3 separate regions of the Mus musculus genome follow, and regions 2 and 3 are each linked to region 1. The links are chromatin loops, found by intact Hi-C in ENCODE. Cell type or tissue: heart. All regions are shown on one strand. Links, peaks and the distances in the headings refer to the core of each region. The heading gives the core; the rest is flanking DNA.

Region 1 (4,680 bases), core at 1,003-3,502:
GAAATACAAGTGCAAGAGGCTTTTGTTATAACAGAGCACAAAAATCTTACCCCCAAATAAAACAATATCTATCCATCTTAGAGTTATTATTATTGTTGTGATGAGACATCATGACCAAAAGCAAGCTGGGCGAGAAAGGGTTTATTTGGCTTACACTTCCACATCATAGTCTATCACTGAAAGAAGTCAGGGCAGGAACTCAAATGAGGAAGAAATTTAGAGGCAGGAACTGATGTAGAGGCTACAGAGGGATGCTGCATATTGGCTTAATCCTCATGGCTTGCTCAACCTGCTTTCTTACAGACCTGAGTACCACAAGTCCAGGATGGCACCACACATGGTGGGCTGGGCCCTCCCCCATCAATCACTAATTAAGAAAAGGTTCTTAACAGGGTTGCCTGCAGTCCAATCTTATGGAGGCATTTTCGCAATTGAGGCTCCCTACTCTCTGATGGCTCTAGCTTGGGTCAAATTAACAGCAAATTATCCAGCACACAAACTTAGGGGCATCAGAGTAATAATGACAACAAACAGCATCTCATAGTTATATATATATATATATATATATATATATATATATATATGGGGGGGGTTGATTAACAGTTAAAATTTTCAGATGACTAAAACTATACCGAAACTTTGTGTTTTCTCGGGGATGTAAATTCTGCATTTGTTTTACTTTTGTTATTATTTGAGGCGATGACATTTGCACATGCATGTGAGAAAGTTATAGGATAACTGGTAGGAATCAGTCCTCCTCTTCCACTGTGGTTATAGGGATTAGGCTTGCGTGGCTAGCTCTTGGATGCTGAGCCCCCACCCCCCTCTATTCAGTACCACACTGTATCAATCATGTGTAGTATCTGGAAACCTTGTTTCTCACTTTGTTGCCACACTCTCTCCCCTTCAGCCCTCCCAGGATCACCTCCTCTCTTTCAGGCAACAGGCAACAGGCAATATTCCTCTCCCTTTCTCTCAGATTCAAACTAAGATCTCTGTTGCTTCATGCCCTTCTCAGTGATAGCTCCCCACACTGCCCCGGTGCTTAAATGTCTATTCAGACTCTGTGCTCTGTACCTCAGTGTTTACAGAGTGGACCAGTGTGGTCTTCTGGGGGAGCAGCTGCAGACAGGATAGGAAAATCTGGCTCTTGAATGTAGCATCATCAGTAGCAAGACACTTCTGGAGTTTGGGAACAGCATCAAGCTCACGAGGAATGACAGCACAGAACGTGGTCACCTCTCCCTCACAATGCAGTGCCTCTACCTTACCAACTATGTAGCAGGCATAACAACAGTCCCAAGAACAAACAGGCTAAATTTCTTGCTTAGGCCATGCAGTTTCCTAGTGGCAGAGCAGAGACTTGAACCCAGGTATATCATCCAGTCTTCCAATATGAAAAATAAAAAGCCAGTTCAGACTAGTTTAAACCAAAAAACTGAATTGCTGAGTTGAATCTAGGAGCGGACTAGATATGGAGAGAGGGCTCAGTAGTTAAGAGTACTGACTGCTCTTGCGAAGGTCCTGAGTTCAATTCCCAGCAATCACATGGTGGCTCACAAACATCTGTAATGAGATCTGATGCTCTCTTCTGGGGTGTCTGATGACAGCTACAGTGTACTTACATCTCCTTCAGACACAGGTTGGATGGAGCTGGGCTCACTACACAGCCTCTGGCTTCTCCTCTGCTGGATGACCTCCACAAACTCTTCCTACACAGTAGCAGACTGGATACAATCAGCTTTAATCTCCTTGAAATAGACTTTATGGCCCCAGGAGACTAGAGCTTACTTTTCCTAATAACTGCCTAAATATTCTACCAACATGCTATTTGGTCAAATTTAAACCACATGCCCAGCAGTGCTTGGATTACTGAGGCCTGAATCACGTGAGCATCGATTGCAGAATGATGCGGGAGCAGTATCCCGCTTTGAATCACACCAACTGACAAGACAAGGGAGAGACAGATTCATAAAATAAGAGAAGAAGGGCAGCCAAACCGCTTTCCATCCTGTGCTGGTCAACTATCTAATAAGCAATCTCCGAATGGGGGTATGTCCCATAGTGATGCCTTGGGCTGTTAATCACAGAAAATCTACAACCAAGTACAACTACCGTTTGAATAAGACCATGAACTCATGTGCCAGGGACTCTTTCTTTGGCCCCCTTGTGGGAACCGGGAGAGTCAGGGTTGGTTGGTTCTGTGGCATGTATTGTTTAGGAGCTGATGGTGGGAGGCAAGGACCACAGGAGTAGCTTCAGAGTAAGAAGTTCCTCTCCACAGGACAGCCCAGTAAACACTGGGCCACCCACGTAGAGCCACTTTCAAGTCTTTGATTGCCTCCTAGTGCCCTGTAGGTGTTTCTTCACTTTGAGTGGAGAAAGGGAGGGTGCTGGTGGCCTCACCTCTGTGGAAATTGACAGGGCTACGGTTTCTGAATAGGGGCAAAGAGCCCTGTTGGCTGTTCAACCTGCCCTTTCCAGAACATACCCTATCTCTGTCCCATGCTGTAAAAACAAGGCTCTAGGAGATACCAACACCACTGTTAGGGCATACTTTCTTGAAACCTATATATAGCCTTCTGCCCTAAATCAACAGTCACTGCTCTCCAGACTCGCTGGTTTCATTCTTGCCCTGCACCTTGGTTGCATTAACCTGCAGCCTGTAAGCCATACCACCAGTCAATCCCAGAACCCACCTTCCCCAGAGCCCACATGGCAGCCTGTGTTCACAGTGAGCTCCCAAAGGGATCTGCTATTTCAGACTCCTGGGGTATCTGTTGTCTGGTGGGAGCTGCCTGTGGAATCTGTGTTGTCTTTTCAGCTGGATCTTGCTTATTCCCTTTTCAGGCAAGCTATGTCAGAATTCCCCCTTCACCGGGCAAGGCAGGCTGGGTGCCTTGCCAGGCCAGACCATGTAAGGGTCTAGATGAGAGGTAGAGCTGGAGCCAGTCTGGGAACATGATCCACACGACACAGTAATTCTTATGCCTATAAAACCACGCTGAGGATCAGAAGCAGCCTGTCAGTGAACACTTGCTTCTTTTTGGAGGCCTCCAAGAAATAAAAAGTCTTTGAAATGCAGACTGCAGGGTTGTGAAGACTAAGAATAGGGGCTAAAGGAAAGGGATTGAGGGGATTAGAAGTGTTTAGAGACACTTGGCAGGTCAGGAGAGTGAATTGAGTTATAGCCACAGTGAACCAAAGATGTGGGCTGGTGACATGGTGGAGCAGATGCTGGGGAGGACGTGACAGAAACAAATATGTTCATGTCTTGCACAGCCCCAAATCATCATATAAGCAGACTACAAACTCTTGGTGCCCACTGTTCTGTTTTCTTTTCCTCTCAAGACCGGAGTCCCTCCCTGGAAGGTTTCCCTTCGCCATTTCCATTGAAACTGCTCCCCCATGACCGTTCCCACCCACCAAGCCAACTTCCAGGAACATGCTGAGAGCAGGGCAGGAAGGGTCACCAGGGAGGGAGAGTGGAGATGACGGCAAGGACAAATAAGGGAGAAAACGAACTGTGCACATGGGCTTTTATAAGAATTTTATTTCTCAAAAAGGGGGGGGGGGAGAATCTAAAGTATTAAAATAATCTCTAGTCTTTGTCCTGGAGGTCGAGAATAGGATGTCAAAATAATTTGTATAAAAAGGTCAAGCATGATTGTAGATCTTCCTCCCACTTGTAGGAACATCCTGAAATTCATCCCTCCAGCGTGATGCTCAGATTCCAACTACTTTGAAGGTACCATGTGTCCCCAGGCCGGAGACAGACTGCAGATGTCTAGGATGTGCGCCCATAACTTCACAGACACACCAAGGTCATCTCCCCAGTGGATACAGTCAGTCTGTCTCAGTCACCGTTTCCAATGAAAATGTTAAAGGTTTTAAGGAGTTAGCCCTCCTTAAGACGAGCTTTCGTAAAAGAAATGAAATTACATGTCGAGAGGCTGAGAATGGCTGGGCTGGTCCCAGTCAAAACGCCAAGAGACTTTACCTCACTGAGGCGTTCCGGCAGCCAGGACTTTCCATTGTCTCTGATGGTAGATGCGTCCCTTAGGGTCTACCTCTGATGTGAACAGACTGGGAAAAGCCAAGCCTCTCTGTCTCCAACAGCGATTCTCTTCCTAGGACTGGACTGCAGGGCCAGGGAGACAGCCTGGCAGTGGAGCATTTGCCTACCATGTGCAAGGCCCTAGATTCAACCCCAGTTACGGAGACAGACACACCCAAGAAGGCCAAAATGGAGTGTGAACATTAGCTAAGGTTGGAAACGCTGAGGAGAGCCAGAAGCATAGGTGAACTGTCCAGAAGACAGACCCTTCCAAGAAGTGAGGGACGAGATCAGGTTCTCTCTGGAGATCCTGGAGTAGCCTCCATGTGCCAGACGGCGCACAACGGTCCCGACTGCCTGGCACCTCTCAGCTGAAATTTCTCTGGGGAACAGGGAGATTCTCGTGAAGATACTTGAGGCTTCCATGCTCGGAGAAGTCCGAGACCACGTGGTCTTGCCCTCGAAGCAACCACTTTGTAGTTAGCAATCCCTCAAGTCCTACTGGTCCCCGGGCGTGGATTCGAGATGTGCTGATTCCAACTTCAGCTCCTATTAAAAAAAAAAAAAACGAGACAAAAGAAAACAAAACTCACGGAGAAAGCCGAGGCTTTCCCACCCACTGC
Region 2 (4,680 bases), core at 735-3,234, 320 kb before region 1:
CTCTCCTCTTTTCAATAAATGATTCACATTTTTAAAAAGTCAATGCCAAGCCAGAAGTGGTAGTGTGTGCTCATGTAACCTCAGGCTCTGGGGAAGATGGCAAGCTCTAGGCTGCACAGGAAGACCCAGCCTTTCACAGCAAGCCTTTCTCTAGTGTGGTGCTCATCCGTGCTCCAGCAGAGACAGACTCTCTCCACAGGGCCCCTTACCTTTCCCATCTGACTCCAGGATCTCCTGCAGAACCAGGAAGGATGTGGACTGTTTGGGGGGCTCGTTTAATTCTTGCTTCTCCTGAAGCATCTTGTAAACTTCAGAGTCCTTGTCAATGATAAGGCTGCCGGAGGGATGAGGCTGAACCACGCTAAAAAGAACATTTGGAAAGCCATCAGGACAACGGTGAAAAGTTAGTCCCAAAACTTCACCAGGTACTTCCTTTCAAGCAAGCACATACTACTTGAAAGAATGGACAGTGATTATCCCATGTCTCCAACTCCCCTGACAATGTTGCAGTGGGTCCTGGTAAGCAAAGCTGGCTGCTACTTTAATACAGTAAGAGGCTATTTTCCCAAATAGTCTCGTAATTCAATTACGTTGTGGCTTACTCCCACAGATGGGGACTTCTTTCCCTCTTTTAAAATTACATAGTCAACATTATGTCAAGAGAAAAATTTGAAGAGGAAAAATGTCAACCGCAACCCAGCCACTAAAACTCAGCTGAGTCCCCTTGCAGGGGGGTGGCACATGCATTCCTCGCATGAGCAGAAACCTCATCTTTTCATTCCTGATGTCAAAGTGCTTCTCACGCTGCCGGACGCTCCTCGTCCTTCAGAATGGAACTCTCCGGCCTCTGTGCCTCTAGCTGGAGGCAGCAGCCTTGGCCTGCCCCACTCACAGGGATTGTAGAGAGAAGGAAAAGTTCACAGGCTTTACTAAGTGAAGGCTCAGACCCTGGGGGCCAGGCAAGCCAGACCATGCCTCCCACTCCTTCCTCCCTTACTTTGCATGCCCAAGACAAGCTGAGGCAGGCACTACTATGATGCTGGGCCTTTTTTTTTTTTTCACTAAGCCACAGCTTACGCTGCCTGGCCACACTGGCCACAGAGAAATGGTAGAAGGGAGGTAGCCCTTCAATGGCAGACTGTCCTTATCCAGACTCCTCTCAAATTCCCAGCTCCCCTGCACGATTACGCCACACCACGGTACACCAGCAAGACCCACCAGCTGTGTAAGCCTGCCTCTCTGCTGCCTTGCGACAGAGGTCAGAGGCGGATTTCCAAGGAATTAGGAATTTCACACTGTGGCTCAACGCAACCTCCTCATCTGACCTAGAACCAAATATTTAGCTTTTATAAACAAAACGCAAGTGTATTCAAGTTCAACACCTTTGGAATAAATGTTCATTTCATAAAGGCCTTTGAAGATTAAGGCCTTTTCTCAGAACAGCTCTCCAGCTATGACTGGACCAGCCAGCCTCATTCTAGGCAAAGTTCTTACTGATCCTTCTACCTGTGCTGTGACCCCCATGTATTTCCAGAGAACCCTGCTACACACAGGGTGTATTCCTTGGAGAGGATTTACTGACCCTGACTTACAACAGTACCACACATACCTGTCCTCTACCCTCTAACTCACCCTCCTCCCGCATACTCTACCTGGATTTTTTTTTTTAATTTTTGGCTCCCCCTAGAGGTAAACAAACATATTGCCTTGCTCTCTGTAAGTGCCCAGGTCTGTCTCAGGACGTAGCCCAGACTCAGATCCAGCACCAGGTAAGTTAGTAAGCATCAATGCCACTCCCTCCTTGCTATGATCGCCATGATCCTGTGAGCTCACCCTGAAGCAATGCAGGGCTGTGGAGGACCCACCTTCTCAACCCACACATGCTCTTTCTTCTCATTTGCATAACTTGTTTAGAAGCTACCTGAAAGACATACTGTGCCCAGAAGGAGCAAGCACAAAGATCAGATGAACTACCAGTGGCGGTTACTATCATTGCGTGTAGATAGATATGTACAAACACAAACGCACAAGCTGAAGTTGCTGAGCTATGAACTCTCACCCTCCACACCACTGAGAGCAAAGGAATTACAGCCATTGAATCTATTCACTCATTTCCTACCCACCATTGTGCAATTGGTTCATGGTCCATTTTGAAGAGAAAAAGTATGTTTTCTATGGTAATTTCCTCTAAGTTACTACCCCTTTCCTGTTCATCTCTCCCTCGCTGTCCTTTTTCCTCTCCTCTGAGACAAGCGGTAGGGAAGACAGGACAGCCTGCTGGAAAATTTATATACTCGGGCTCCAAGCGAAAGACTCAAACACAGGAATAAAGCCCCAGGTAGGTTTCCCTTGGACTCCAAACATATTCTGATAACAAAGAAAACAAGGTCCACAAAGGGTGACATAGGCTCTGCTACTACTGGATAAGGCTGGTGCTGGCTGCACCTGCCACCTTTGATTTGCAATGGCTGGATAGAAGCAGCCACCCTTGTGTAACCTGCCCATGGCAGCTGGTCTCTATCTACCCTTATCTGTCTCCCTTCCCTTGCAGCAAAACATGGGGCAGGTTGAATGGCCACCTGGTGGAGTCAAACCAGAGTCTTCTACCATCTCAATTCCATCCTTTTTGATACTTGAGTTTTGGGCTTGGAACCTCACCATAATAAGCACATTACATTATTCTTTCTTAATCTTTTTCCTATTGCTCTTAGGACTATTTTAAAATCCAGATCAGGCCATGGAATGTTTGGAGGATGAATTTTTTTCTCTTATTTGTTATATGTTATGTCTGGAAGCCACCAAGGGAACACTAAAAATAACAGAACTAAACCACAAGGACATCATACATTCTTCCAGCAAACAGGCTTGGGAATAATGAAAGAAAGAAAAGAAAGGGAGGGGGGAGAAGGAAAAGAGAGTGAGAGGGGAGAGACAGAGGGGAGGAAGAAAGGGGAGGGAAGGAAGGGAGGGAGGGAGGGAGGGAGGGAGGGAGGGAAGGAGGGAGGGAGGGAGGGAAGAAGAACAATTTACCATTTATTTTCAAATAATATGACAGCATTTTTTATATGCTGTGACTTTTATGAAGTATTCTCAATATGCATTACCCTAACCAAAACACAGTCAACCTAATTCAAAAAACAACACAAGACTCTAAAATCCTAAGACTTAGACATTAGGCTGTAAGATATTAACGCAATATCTGAAAAAGTAATTGGGATAAAAGCATGCATAAGAAATGGAGCAAAAAGATTCCTATTTGTGTATATAAAAAGGCCTGCACTCTCAGGACTCTGGAGGCTCAAGAGTTCATGGTTAGCCTGGGCTACATAATAAAGGTGCATACTTCAGAGAGATCAACTTACTCTACCTATTCTCTTCCCTGGAACAAAGTGAAGCAAGTATTTCCTGACTTACTTAGTGAAGTAAATATTATACTAATATAAAATAAGGTGACAGTGTTTAAAAAGAAAGCAATAGGTGATATCCCTCATAAAGATGTAAATTTCATAGCAAATAAAATTCAGCAATATATAAAACGAATTACATGTCACAGACAAGTCTTCAAGATGCTATAGACATTATCGGCAGATTTGCAAAAATTCTTTTGAATACACAGTGAATTCCAGGACAGCCTGGTCTATGTAGCAAGACTTTACTTCAATATAACTAAAACTAAAAATAACTAAACAGTCAGAAAAATAGAACTGGAGAGAACGTCCCTAGCTCGCTACAGTGCATCTACAGAACCCATGGCATTGTCTAATAGGGAGAAGTGACATGCCACGGTCTCATCCTCTGGCCTCTACTGCTCCCCACAGTGCTGTAAACTATAGCCACTGCACTATGGGGGGAAAGGGAAACAAATAACAAATAAGGGGCAGGAGAGATGTCTCAGTGGTTAAGAGCACGGACTGCTCTTCCGAAGGTCCTAAGTTCAAATCCCAGCAACCACATGGTGGCTCACAACCATCCATAATGAGATCTGATGCCCTCTTCTGGTGTATCTGAAGACAGTTACAGTGTAATAAATAAATATAATAAATAAATAAATCTTTGGGCTGGAGCAAGCAGGGCCAAGCAAACAGGAAAAAATGAAAAAAAAAAAAAAAGGTCAAAGAAGACCACGTGAGAATCACTTACACAACATGATTGACACATCGAAAATTACACAGAATCTATTTTTTAAAATCTAGAAGTAATAGATAAACTCAGGCAAAAACACAACAAAATAAACATAAAGGAAAAAATTTTAATAAAATGTAGGGGACTGGAAAGATGGCTTAAAGGTTAAGAGCACTGACTGCTCTTCAAGAAGTCCCAAGTTCAATTCCTAGGTGGCTGACAACCATCTAAAACAGAATCCAATGCCCTCTTCTGATGTGTCTGAAGACAGCTACTCATATACATAAAATAAATAAATAAAATAAAATGTGGGGGCTGGATCTGCTCTTCCAAAAGGCTCATGTTTAGATGCCAGCACCCACATGGTGGCTGACAGTCTTCTGTATTCCCAGTTTGAAAGAATCGAGCGCCCCCCCCCCTACTTTCTGGCCTCCACAGATACCAGGCACACATGTAATGCACAAAACATACAGGCAGACAAAACATTTATATACATAAAGTAAAATTTCAAAAATCTTTTTAAAAATTAAACGTATTTCTTTATGAGCACGCAGACTC
Region 3 (4,680 bases), core at 735-3,234, 300 kb before region 1:
AGGAGACTGTGATCAATACGTGGTAAAGAATCCACAGATGTAGGACTGCAATCCCACATACTCTCTCAATCAGCTCCATCTCTGGCCCTCCCCTGAGACCCAGCAGAGCTGATGTTGGGTACCTCTAGGGAGGATAACATGTCATGCCTTGGGCTACCAGTACCCAAGTCAGAGCTGATTAGGAAAAAGTAGAGAGAGGTAGCCTAGACTACCACGGAGCTCTCCAGGTCAAAAGGTAAAGATAAACTCCCCAGACACGAGTAGGTTAGATCAGCAAGGAAAGAAGGTAAGAAGAGGAGCAGCTGCTGACTACATGTCTCAGTAGTTGGAAAAGGCAGCTGAGGCGCTGAAGGCCTACCATTCCCTGTGGTAAAACACAAGATGGAAGATTCTGGAAGACAGGTCCAAACCAGATCCTATGGGCGAAGGAGGTTGAGTTTCTGAGTCCTTATTCCCTGCTCCACCTCCAGAAATCTGGTGAACAATTACAGCTACAACCTCTCTAGGCATCTGTATAAACATGCCAAAACCAAAACACCTTTTATTTATTTTATTTTATTTTATTTTATTTTATTTTATTTTATTTTATTTTATTTTTTGAGAGAGGGATTCTCTCTGTAGCCCTAGCTGTTCTGAAACTCACTCTCTAGACCAGGCTGGGCCCAACTCAGAGATTTGCCTGCCTCCTGATTGCTGGGTTGAAAGATGTGTGTCACACAGCCTCGTTATAGTTTTTAAACTAACATTCCTTTTTTTAAAAAAAATGAGCCCTGGGTACTTCCTCTAGCTCCTTCATTAGGGACCCTGTGCTCTGTCTAATAGATGACTGTGAGCATCCACTTTTGTATTTGCCAGGCACTGGTAGAGCCTCACAGGAGACAGCTATATCAGGCTCCTGTCAGCAGGCTCTTGTTGGCATCTGCCTAGTGTCTGGGTTTGGTGGTTGTTTATAGGAGAGATCACCAAGTGGGGCAGTCTCTGGATGGTCATTCCTTCAGGCTCTGCTCCAAACTTTGTGGAGCATGTGTCCATATTACCAGTTGGAACATCTTCTGGGTATATGCCCAGGAGAGGTATTGCTGGATCCTCCGGTAGTACTATGTCTAGTTTTCTGAGGAACCGCCAAACTGATTTCCAGAGTGGTTGTACCAGCTTGCAATCCCACCAGCAATGGAGGAGGGTTCCTCTTTCTCCACATCCTCGCCAGCATCTGCTGTCACCTGAATTTTTGATCTTAGCCATTCTGACTGGTGTGAGATGGAATCTCAGGGTTGTTTTGATTTGGATTTCCCTGATGATTAAGGATGCTGAACATTTTTTCAGGTGCTTCTCAGCCATTTGGTATTCCTCAGTTGAGAATTCTTTGTTTAGTTTTATGCCCCATTTTTTAATAGGGTTATTTGATTTTCTGGAGTCCAACATCTTGAGTTCTTTATATATATTAGATATTAATCCCCATAGGAAGAACATCAATATGAACTAACCAAGCACCCCCAGAGCTCCTTGGAACTATACCACCAACCAAAGAAAACACATAGTGGAACTTGTGGCTCTAGCTATATATGTAGCAGAGGATGGCCTAGTCGGTCATCAATGGGAAGAGAGGCCCTTGGTCCTGTGAAGGCTCTATGCCCCAGTATAGGGGAATGCCAGGACCAGGAACAGGAGTGGGTGGGCTGGGGAGCAGGGAGAGTGGGGAGGGGATAGGGGATTTTCAGAAGGGAAATTAGGAAAGGGGATTCAAAATGTAAATAAAGAAAATATCTAAAAAAATTTTTTTTAATTTTAAAAATAGGTTTGCTAGTGAGATGATTCATCGGTTAAGAGCACTGACTGTTCTTCTGAAGGTCCTGAGTTCAAATCCCAGCAACCACATGGTGGCTCACAACCATCATCATGAGATCTGACACCCTCTGATGCCCTCTTCTGGTGTGTCTGAGGGTGTCTACAGTGTACTTACATATAATAATATATAATTTTTTTTTAATTTTTAAAAGAACTTTAAAAAAAAATGATCCCAGGTTATCTGATGACTCAGTTAGAAGGTTCTCCCAGCACCAGTGCTCAAAATCAACTCCAACTTCTAGTGCCGCAAGCTGTGTAGCCTTCTAAGCTCAACATGTTTTCTGAGTTCCCAAGAAAATTCTTCTAAACCTTGCTTTCTTTCTTAAACATCCAAATGATCAAAAATCAATATTCTGATTCTTCTATCATTCTTTTTCTGCTCTTTTAAAAAATGAAATTTAAGTGTTTAATTGGAAGGCATTATGAATGAGAACTGTTTAATTCAGTACGAAACTAATTTAAAGTAAAAGGCAGATAAACACATTTTTATGGTTAGGATTTCTTTCTTTCTTTCTTTCTTTCCTTCTTTCCTTTTTTTTTTTTTTTTTTTTTTTGAGACAGGGTTTCTCTGTATATCCCTGGCTGTCCTAGAACTCACTTTGTAGACCAGGCTGACCTCTGCCTCCCACGTGCTGGGATTAAAGCCGTGCACCACCACGCCCAGCTTAGGATTTCTTTTTTATTACTCTGGTAAATGTCTTTTTTTGAGTCAGAATCAGTGAGGTTTAGTTGACTTTGTCCATGTCTGCACAAATAATAAAATAATAAAAAACAAAATAATAAAAAATAATAAAATAATAAAAAAATAATAAAAAGAGGCTTGTGTTCTTGTTTGTTTGTTTGTTTGTTTTGAGACAGGGTCTCTCTATGAACCCCTGGCTGTCCTGGAACTCACTATGTAGACCAGGCTGGCTTCAAATTCACAGAGATCCACCTGTTTCTGCCACCAAGCCTGGCTACAAACAATCTCAAAAGAGGATCTTAAAGAAAAGAATGGTCATAAGGAATGATTAAGTCATTTTATGTGCACTGATTCAAAGGAATCGTAAAACCACTGAGTCCTGTCTGTGAAAGGCAGCAGCTGACTTACAGATTAGAGGCCAGGAGCTCCCATCACCACCATGGGCAGTCACAGGACAGCACCCAGCATGCACCCTTCTGTGTCCACAGCCGTTCTGGGAGCAGCGCAGGATGCTTAGTCTTTAGCCTTGCCTCCAATTTTCCCTGACACTTTGGCCATGAACATGTTATGCCTCTCTGAGCCCACTTCTCTAAGCTTCTTCAGAAGGACATGGTGTGACACGTCTGTGCACCAAGCACAGGGCAGAACAGGGCAGGGCCTCACTAGGGTCCATCTCCTCTTCCCGAAGAAACAAAAAGAGTTCCAATCAGAAGCCCATGGGAGCCATGTCATACATTCTTACAATGTATGTATGTATGTATGTATGTATGTATGTATGTATGTACGTACTTACTGCCCACAGTATAGATCAGAGGACAATTTAGGAGAATCCATTCTCACCTTCCATCACGTAGGCCCCAGGGATCAAACTCAGGTCCTCAGGGCAGGCCTGGCAGCAAAAGCCAACTCCTCAACCCACCCCTCCCCTCCCCACCCCCCCCCCCACCCTTGTTTTCTTTTGTGGGAATAGTAGAGTTTTTCCTTCCGGTGGTTTTTTTCTTTTTTCTTTTTTAATTCTTGATTCTTGCTTTATAAAGCATCTATCAAGAATGCATCTGGTTTGTACATAAAAGAAATATTTCTACCCCCATGCGGATTCTAGTCTTTCCAGAAGGCAGGCGGATTTAGGGCTTGCCTTTTGGAAGGGATGATGTCATTGTTTGGGTTTTGTATTTACTGGTCTCCAAGGAAACTCAATAATGAGGAAATACAAACTAGGTATGTAACTATGTTGACCTCAGATAAGCTGGGGTGTTGGTTGGCTTTATGTGAACGAGCGAGCAGCTCTTTACAATATCTGTGAACTCTGCCCTCACTATTTGCCCTCTAGCTCAGAAGTCTCAGAAATGGAAAATCTGGGGAAAGGGGAGGCGGGAAGATATTTGTATGAATAAAGAATGATGAGAAAAATACAGTCAAGCTACCCTTTAAAGGAGTCTGAATAATGTATTTTTAATCTGAAAACAATCTTCAAAATATCAGCACTGAAGAAAAAGTATAACCAAGACATAGATGGTTGGCCCAGGTAAAAAGTGATCATTTTGGACCAAGTTAAGCCAAAATTATTCCTCATTGTTATAAATCTATGTGGAAACTTAGCACATCAAAATTTAACACATACAGTAACTTTAATCAATGACTAGACTACCAGGAAAACTAAAACTAACTCTGGCATACTTTAAACTTGCTTATACAACTGCCAGTTTGCAGAGTAACATTTTATGAATTTCCTTATAGGTCGTACACAGAATAATATGTTCATGTCAACTTCAACATGCCAGGTGCAAAATGATCCCTAAAAGAATGTAGCATGTTAGTATGATGGCTACTGCAAATAGGAAAAATTATAACCACATTTCTGAAATTTTAACGAGACGCCTTTAAGAAAGTAAGGCTTATAATCAACCATTCCATTTATACATACTATGGAATCATATGGATTCAATTTCATATCATTTCTATGCTATATATAACTATGTGTTATCTTTTCATTACTATTTCTATGTAAAAAAAAAAAAAAAAACCTAAAGAGTGTCTCAAACTTTAAAAAGAAAAATTTAATTTCAAATCTTCTGGGGTTAAATATATAATAATCACAACCCCACTTTGAAAATTGCAAAAATAGTTATCCATTTACTTACTTATTTGTGTTC

Evidence for each region. Hi-C counts contacts between places; a loop is a spot of excess contacts. Peaks named below come from ENCODE experiments on the same cell type or tissue, not always from the same donor. Only the 100,000 strongest peaks of a DNase experiment are listed, where the experiment ranks them.
Region 2: it touches region 1 in a loop (2.2-fold over the local background); 5 of 42 quality-filtered maps call a loop at or near these places.
Region 3: a loop joins it to region 1, with 2.9 times the contacts of the local background. A loop is called at or near these places in 5 of 42 quality-filtered maps.

What each region holds. Positions count from the first base shown.
Region 1 is chr19:40,546,724-40,551,403 of GRCm38, forward strand. It overlaps Aldh18a1 (aldehyde dehydrogenase 18 family, member A1), which reads right to left. Exons shown (of 19, transcript NM_019698.2): 19 at 3,534-4,606. The coding sequence ends at 4,425. Among named protein-coding and RNA genes, the nearest start is that of Sorbs1, 35 kb to the left of the region's middle. In heart, for the core only: a CTCF peak has its summit at 2,354; no DNase peak of the experiment used is centred there; H3K27ac peaks cover 1,102 bases.
Region 2 is chr19:40,230,298-40,234,977 of GRCm38, forward strand. It overlaps Pdlim1 (PDZ and LIM domain 1 (elfin)), which reads right to left. Exons shown (of 7, transcript NM_016861.4): 5 at 210-361. Among named protein-coding and RNA genes, the nearest start is that of Gm41845, 39 kb to the right of the region's middle. In heart, for the core only: a CTCF peak has its summit at 1,699 (motif pointing left); no DNase peak of the experiment used is centred there.
Region 3 is chr19:40,243,753-40,248,432 of GRCm38, forward strand. All of the region lies in intron 3 of Pdlim1 (PDZ and LIM domain 1 (elfin)), which reads right to left. Among named protein-coding and RNA genes, the nearest start is that of Gm41845, 25 kb to the right of the region's middle. In heart, for the core only: a CTCF peak has its summit at 1,909 (motif pointing left); no DNase peak of the experiment used is centred there; H3K27ac peaks cover 498 bases.